2 separate regions of the Mus musculus genome follow, and region 1 is linked to region 2. Evidence: chromatin contacts called from ENCODE Hi-C or POLR2A ChIA-PET data. All regions are on one chromosome and are shown on one strand. Each heading gives the region's core, a stretch centred on a gene start or an enhancer-like site at or near the end of the contact. The rest is flanking DNA. Distances are from core to core; before and after follow the strand shown. Region 1 overlaps Rptor (regulatory associated protein of MTOR, complex 1). Region 2 overlaps Rptor (regulatory associated protein of MTOR, complex 1).

Evidence for each region. Hi-C counts contacts between places; a loop is a spot of excess contacts on that map. ChIA-PET counts read pairs that join two places held with the same protein, here RNA polymerase II (POLR2A).
Region 1: a loop to region 2 is called in a map of gastrocnemius, with 3 times the contacts of the local background. The contact joins two enhancer-like sites. A Hi-C loop is called at or near these places in 1 of 37 maps with a recorded cell type or tissue (gastrocnemius). POLR2A ChIA-PET finds 5 or more read pairs at or near these places in 2 of 5 experiments (Patski and embryonic stem cell).

The regions. Positions count from the first base shown.
Region 1 is chr11:119,661,549-119,665,524 of GRCm38, forward strand. The region is part of intron 2 of Rptor (regulatory associated protein of MTOR, complex 1); the gene reads left to right. Among named protein-coding and RNA genes, the nearest start is that of Rptor, 61 kb to the left of the region's middle. Within about 2 kb of position 2,468, at least 1 of the 3 ENCODE cell types and tissues checked has a DNase peak (open chromatin) inside an H3K27ac peak, as active enhancers do.
Region 2 is chr11:119,623,529-119,627,370 of GRCm38, forward strand. The region is part of intron 1 of Rptor (regulatory associated protein of MTOR, complex 1); the gene reads left to right. Among named protein-coding and RNA genes, the nearest start is that of Rptor, 23 kb to the left of the region's middle. Within about 2 kb of position 2,203, at least 1 of the 3 ENCODE cell types and tissues checked has a DNase peak (open chromatin) inside an H3K27ac peak, as active enhancers do.

The DNA of each region.
Region 1 (3,976 bases), core at 1,218-3,717, 38 kb after region 2:
CCAGCTGGAAGGCATTTTCTCAATTAGTGATCAAGCAGGGAGGGCCCAGCCCATTGTGGGTGGAGCCATCCCTGGGCTGGTGGTTTTATAAGAAAGCAAGCTGAGGCGGGCTGGCGAGATGACTCAGCAGGTAAGAGCACTGACTCGGTTCAAATCCCAGCAACCACATGGTGGCTCACAACCATCTGTAATGGGATCTGGTACTCTCTTCTTGAGTCTGAAGACAGCAACAGTCTTTTTTTTTTTTTTTTTTTTTTTTCGAGACAGGGTTTCTCTGTGTAGCTCTGGCTGTCCTGGCACTTACTTTGTAGACCAGGCTGGCCTCAAACTCAGAAATCCACCTGCCTCTGCCTCCCAAGTGCTGGGATTAAAGGCGTGCGCCACCACTGCCCAGCACAACAGTCTTTAAAAAAAAGAAAGTAAAGCAAGCTGAGCAAGTCAGGGGAAACAAGCGTCAGCTCCTGCTTCCTGCCCTGCTTGAGTTCCAGTCCTGACTTCCTTTGGTGATGAACAGCAACGTGGAAGTGTCAGCTGAATAAACCCTTTCCTCCCCAACTTGCTTCTTGGTCATGATGTTTGTGCAGGAATACAAACCCTGTCTAGGACAGCTAGTGAGGCGATGGGAGGTGGAGGGCTGCTTGCAGTATCCGAGCAAGTCGCCCGTAGGACTAGTTGCCATCCTGTGACTGTCATGCATGTGACCATGTAGTAGGCTACAGACTAGTGTTACATGCCAGGTCTTAGCAGTCAGAGAACCAAGATTTCATTAAGACCCCGGCTTCGTTCCCCCAGGCTCACTCTGCCTGCTGGGATGCTTTGAGTCTCTGTCTTCCTGAGAGGAGCTGATAGTGCCACCTTCCTTATGACTCAGGGGCACTGACTGGGACCCTGGGATCAGCTCCATGCAGAGACCTGGACAGGGGCTTTTTTTGTCATGTCTCAACACCCTAAAACTTCTACTTTGTTATGCTATAATTAATACTAGGTAATTAGTAAACAACGGAAATTTACAGTTCCTAGTTCTGTAGATTGTAAAACTCAAGGTCCACATGTAGCAGATGGTGTGTCTCGTTTCTGCTTCCAGGCTGTTGCCTTGAACATCCTCACCTGGTAGGACAGGGCAAAGGGGCTAGCTAGTTGTTTCCAGCTCCAACTCCCCCACCCTTTAATTAATACCCCTCCCCCCCATTTCTTGGTGTAGTTCTGTCTGTCCTGGAACTTGCTCTGTAGACCAGGCTGGTCTTGAACTCAGAGAGATCTGCCTGCTCTGCCTCCTTAGTGCCACCACCACCTAACTTGCAGCCCTTTTAATAAAGTCTCTCTTCCCCGTTTTAGGCACCTGCTACTTAGTCTCTTCCTGTTCCCCATCCTGGCACTGTCATGCTTGGAGTTTATATTCCAAGATAGGAATTTGTGGGACATATTTATATCATAGATCAACTGGTACTCTCCCTTCTACAGTAACCCCCCTTTCCTCTCAACACAGCAGGGAGCCAAGGTCCACTTGTGCCCACCTGTGTGGCCGAAGGAGGGATAGATACAGCAAACGTGCCTCATTTGATCATGCTGGCCTCTGGGATGGCCGTGTGCTCAGAGTTGACGTCTAGCAGATGTCAGATGGTAGAATTCATGGTGTTCTGACAAATTAGACCTTTAGTGTGTCAGAGAGTTGTTGAAGCGTAGCCCAGAGCTGTGCTGGAAGCTGTGAGTGTGACTGTGGCCTGTGGGAAGGGGAGACAGAGCTACCTGTGCTGAGATGAGGCTGCTCAGATCTCAAAGACATGGTTCAGGGGCCTAAAGAATACCAGGACCCCTGTGTGCCGTTTCTTGTGTTTGCACCACCTGAGCATGAGCCAGAGAACATCCCAAGGCTGCCTGGAGATCATGCCAGTCAGTGCCTCTGAGGAGAGAGTGAGAAGGCACAGGCCCTGTCACCTGTTCCAGGTGGTGGGACATGAGCTGTGAGTGTCATGGAGTAAAAGCATTGTTGGCTGGTTCCCAGGAATTGTGAACTCTGGGGGAGCCCTTGCTTTTAGCCACCTTTATCCTCATTCCTCTGCCTTCAAAATGCTGTTTTGCTTTCTGGAAACGACTCTTGTCTCTTGTCAGAAAAGCAGGGAGAGGCTGTTTGGTTTTATGGCTGACATTAAATGCTACAGTGGTAATACTAAACACAGTTCACAGAATGGGGTGCCCTAGTGCTTGTTGGGGACTGCCTGCCTGACAGCAGTGTGCAGAGCCAGCTGCTGAGCAGAGCAAGTGGGATGGGGTGTCTGTTCTAGCTGGTAGTGGTTTGGCTGTCAGAAGCATGGAGATTCTGGTACCCCAGAGAATGATTTGGGACACACTTGGCCCTGCTGCCCAGAGCTCTTTCGATGAACTAAGACAGTGGGTGCATCTGCTCTTGGCCTGGCTTTGACTGCAGAACACATGCACAGAGCCTGCTACTAGCAGGGGAGGTGAGACTGGAGCTCCAGATCAGAGCCAGTAAGAGGTCACCTGGAGTGGCCTGGGCCTTGGAGAACACTATGGTGAATGTCAGATGGGCATGGCTGCAGAGCAGAGTAGTGACCTTGGGCTGGCTGAACTTGGCGCTCCAGGCAGGCAGTGGGATTAGCTGTGACCATGGCTCTTTGGGCAGTGGCATAGTGCTAAAAGCAGTTGGAGCCTCTGCTTTCTGGGCTCTTGGTTTAGAATACTGCATTCTCTGTCCTGTTGTGCTGGTATCTTAAGGTAGTGTCCCTGTTCTCCTTTGAGAGAGGATAGCATAACCACTGTGGTTCCCCCTCATTCCTTTCTAGTAGACATAAATCCTGAGGCTGTATTTTAGGTCAGGTATTCCAGCCACTCTCCCTCCCCTGTGCCAGGCTGTAAAGTATTGCAGCTCCAGGTTTTCATCATTCTGTAGGCACGTGGGATATGAGGCTTTTGGGGAGGACAAGGCCAGCTATGGATGGTAGCTTTTGTCCTAAGATCTATCCCATTCCAGGGCTGAGGGTCCCACCATTAGTCAGACCCTGGAGTGGATCTGCTCAGCTCTACAGAGCCTTGTGGCCAGGCTTTGCTCTGAAGCTCAGTCAGGAGACAGGCCCCACAGTGTGTTTGCCACTAATTATAAAATGGAGGGATGACATTATGATTAATAAGATACAGTCATCAAGAGCCATCCCTAATTTCAAAGTTACCCTTTTGCTATTATGTATTTTCTCAATCAAAAATTAGCCATTCAAGGTTACACAACTAATTAATGGCGGAATCCTTGAAAGGCACTCTGATTTACACTCCATGCAGTAGGCAGTGCTCAACTAATAAGTCAATTAGCGAGTGTTTACATGTCTGCTAACACAAGGCACTGAGAACTGCAAGGGTTCATGGAGCCTCGAGCTCTGTGTACTACCCCTGTTCTTGCGTTTTTACTGTGGTGGCCACACACGGAGGCTGCACCTGATCCAAGTGCATGGGCTGACTCCGACGGCACTTCTAGACTCAGGGCACCCATGAAACTCTTCGCACAACATGGAACCAGAAGCCCACATTGCCAGTGCCTGTGATGGCTCTTGGCAGCACATCTTATTTGATTCTTATCTGAGTGGGAGTGTCAAGTGGGCTCAGCTAGCTTCTTTTCTCTTTATGGGTGACTGCATTTCAGATTAGGACCAGGCACAGGAGCCCGCACAGGTGGAGAGTCTTAGAGCCTTCCTGGAGCGCTGTCAAGGGTGACAGTGGTTCTTTGGAAGGAAAGGCTGGGGGCAGTGCATCAAGGTGTGTGTGTGTGTGTGTGTGTGTGTGTGTGTGTGTGTGTGTGTGTAGGTGTGTGTGTGTGTGTAGGTGTGTGTGTGTGTGTGTGTGTGTAGATGATAGTTGGTAAAGGAGAGAGAGAGAGAGAGAGTGAGAGAGCGAGAGTGAGAGAGCGAGCAGTTCTGCTGTTGCTGATGGGCAGCACCAGCTGTGCCTATGGGACCATGGGCCAGGTCAG
Region 2 (3,842 bases), core at 953-3,452:
CAGTTCTGTTCCTTTTTCTTCCTTTTTACCTTTGTTCCTTCCTTCTTCCACTTTCTATTTCTCATTATTGTCCAGTTGTGAATAAACACTTAACTGTGTGAAGAGCATGGGGCATACAAAGCTGCGTGTGACACTGCCTCCACGGGTGGACAGAGTGCCTGCTGCACACGCTTTGCTTCTTCTGCACACTCAGCTGTGCACTGAGATGTTTTTTTTTTTTTCTTGATCTTCTCTGTGAGTAGCATCCTCAGAACAGAGCATACACAGGCAGTTTCTAAGAGATCTGGAAGTGGTCCTGTGCCTAGTAGCAGACAGCAGCAGGGAAGGCTCTGAAGGATCTAATGGTGCTCTTCAAGGCTAGACCAGCAGTTTCTGAACTTTAGGAATTAGGAGATGGCTTCTGAGACGACTGTGCAGATCCCTTACTGGGGCAGACTTGGCTGATTTCGAGCCTGTCCCAAGAGATAAGGAGCTTTCTGTGCCAGGCAGAGGATGGCTGACGCAGGGCCCGTGGACGGCAAATGGAGCACATCTAGGGGAGAGCACGGCTGATTCCCAGGGCTGTGGGCTTCGATGGTTGGCTCTTGAATTACCCATGTAGTTTTCTGTGAAACAGGCTGCCATGCTGCCATTGCTGAACACGATTGATGAGAGGTTCTCAGTGTAACCAGGTTGTTCCTGTCACTGAGAATTTAGCTCCTGTGTCCTCACCTGTTTGCTCCAGGTGTATGCTTGGCTCTGGTCATGTGTATCTGATCTTATATATTTACAGTGGACAACAGAAGATGGGTAGTTTAAGTCTGTGTCTCTTTTTAAATTTAGAAAATGAATCAGGACTTTGAATGCATGATGGTACCTGCAGTGTATATCCAGTGTTCTGCCTCTGTCTGCTGGGTACCAGTAGGCTCTGGGTAGGCTCTTATAGCAGACACCTATGAATCCGGTTGCAGTGTTCCTCTGTTAAGCTGGTGGTGGCCTTGGCCTGATGTTCCTGGTGGTGTGGAACTTAAAGTAACTTGGATCCTGTTGTAACAGGTGCTGAGTTCCTTGGCAGAAGGATGTTGTGAAGCTGAGCAAGCAAAGGTCGGTTGTGAGTGTCTGGGGCCTTTCCAGATTGTTGGCCCTGAGCAAGCAGAGGTCGGCATCGTGTTGCCAGAGAGAAGCAGGGGTGCCTCCCAACTTTTTTGCTGCTTTGCATAGGTTTGGCTCCAGCTGGTGATGGTATGTGAGATGGAACTGGGTAGTGCCTGGTGGCCAGGTCCTTTAGGTGTGTCCTATCTTCAGAGCCATAGTTGTGTGACCTGGGTGCTGCAGTCTTTCTCAGTCGTGAAGGGAATTGGTCAGTATCCTGGCTGTGCTGTGGTGAAGTTTACTTTCCCTTTGTGGGACTTAATCGAGAGCTACAGAGAACTACTCATCTGGGAGTTTCTCAGGAGGGCTGTGACATGTGAATTTTCTTTTTGAAATTTTAAGGTTAGAACTCAGGGGAACTAAAAGTAAAAGAGTAAGGAAATGGCTAGCTGTAGGGCAAGCTGTGAATAACCAAGCCAAAGAACCTGGGCAGGCTTTCCAGCACGCAGGGGAGAGGCTGCTCTTCTGGTGCCTGTGTGCTACGGTGGGTGGGTGGAGGGAGGAGGCTGGGAGTGTGCTGTCTGTGGTGGTGGAAACCTTCCTTCCTAGCAGCCCCTCAGTTCGCAGTGATCTGTTCTTACTAGAGGCAGCTGACAGCAGCATTTGGCCTGTCACTTCTCTGTAGTTTTAGAAAATGTATGCCATCATTGTGGTGTTACTTTGATCTAGTGTTTATTTAGAAAAAAAATTTATCCTGAGAAAATGGGAATTATGTTCTGAACTTTGAATTAAATCAAGGCTTTGGTAGCTGGTGAGTCATGAAACTTTATTAAAATAAATGATCTCAGACATGTTGGATATTTACTGACAAGATGTTACCAGAGTTCAGACATTCAGAGTGAGCCACACATTATTTATATGGATTCATAAAATACCAAGCAGGCATGGGAGCATAGTGGCTGGATTCTATATCTTTCCCCAGCCCTGCCCACTGCCCTGTGAACAGGTGCTGAAAGCTGACGAGGGACGGCAGCTGGAGATGGTGGCAGGACGGACTGTGGAGGGACTCCTGGTCCCACGACAGCCGCCGGTGCTTTAGCTCATCTCTCCTTAGTGTCCCAGGGCAGTGTGCATGCCAGGGCTTCCATGGGCCACACAACTTGGGGTGCCTGTTATCCTTGGCAAGGTGGGCCTGTTCTTGGCATTTGTCCTTTTTTGTGCCTTATAACAGTAGTTCAAGGGCAGCTGAACTTAGAGTGTTCTTAGAGTGAATTCTATTCCGGGCTATTTGCATATCGTGAGTAGAGGTTTAAAGTTTGTAGTGTTTCTCAGAGCCGTGGCCTGCACCCCATAGTCTAGGAGCAGATGCAGTGCTATCTTCATCCTTTGCATGAGCATTTGTGTGGTTTGGAGCATCTGAGGCTGTTCTCAGTCAGGTCGAGGCTTCGAGCTGATGGTCTGCATAGATCATTCTGCTGTTTGTAGTGTGTCAACGGCGCTCTGCACTCAGGCAGATGGAGGGTCTGGTGAGGACGTGCAGAGGCTGTGAGGGCATCAATCCTCTGTTTCTGGCATGGGTTTAATTGTGTAGTTGGACTGGGAAGCCATATGTTAACTTCTACTTCAGCCAGCCTGATCTCCCTGCGTATGCCAGCTCTACACAGGCCTATCTTTCTCTGAAATTGAGCCTGAGAGACAGAAATCCACACTTGACTTGTCACAGACTTTGCTAAATTGAGACATGCTGAACTGATCGCTGCCTTCTACTTTACAGGTGATCCCCGTGTCCGTGCTGCCGTTGTCTCAGGTAGTGTAGTGGGCAGCGTTGCCTTCAGGATGTGCTTGTCTTATTTCTCAGTTTACTTCTTATATAACTAAACTTGAGCCCATGTCCCCTTTTCAAAAAGCAATAATGAGAAACTTCAGGCAATGTGCAGTTCACCCCTCCCCCTCTGCTTTCCAGAGCTCTGCTTCACCTCTGAGTGGGTGCTGCAGGGATTTTGCAGGTGACACTTGGCCTTTCCATATTTTCCTTTTCTCTCTCTTTCTCTCTTTCTTTCTTTCCTTCAGATTTTATTTATCTTATGAATGAGCACACTGTAGCTGTCTTCAGACACACCAGAAGAGGGAATTGGATCCCATTACAGATGGTTGTGAGCCACCATGTGGTTGCTTGGAATTGAATTCAGGACCTCTGGAAGATCCGAGAGAACTCTTAACCGCTGAGCCATCTCTCTAGCCCATATTTTTCTTTTCTTGTTCCTCTCTTGCTTGCACATTCCCATCTTAGGACACCCGGGCCCTGTTCACAGACCACAGCTCCAGTTTTGAAGTGGTGCTGACTTTAGGGCTCTGGCTGGAAGGTTTCCTCTGACGTTGGTATTTCTAAGGTCTCCTCACATGGCTAGACTTGCTCATGTTTCACATCAGATCTCGGCAGTCGTAGAAGGCACAACAGTGTGAAAGCCCCCTGCAGAAGGCTTAGTGAGGAGCTGCCTGTTGAATGAAAATATTACGTTGTCAAGAGACTGCTCCCTCTGTTTATACCTTTATGTGTCACGCCTGTGCAAAGACACAGGTAGCAGCACACAGTGAGATGAGGGTCAGGACAGCAGCTGGTGACTGTCAGGCCAAATGCACTGCCTGGTGCCCATGGCCCATGCCTGGCTTTGCTTTAGCTTGTGTAGCTCTCTCTCCCAGGCCTTATTTCTCTGAAAGTTTTATCAGTTGTTCTCTAAATTCGGTAGATAGCTTTGCCTGGTATGGGGTTT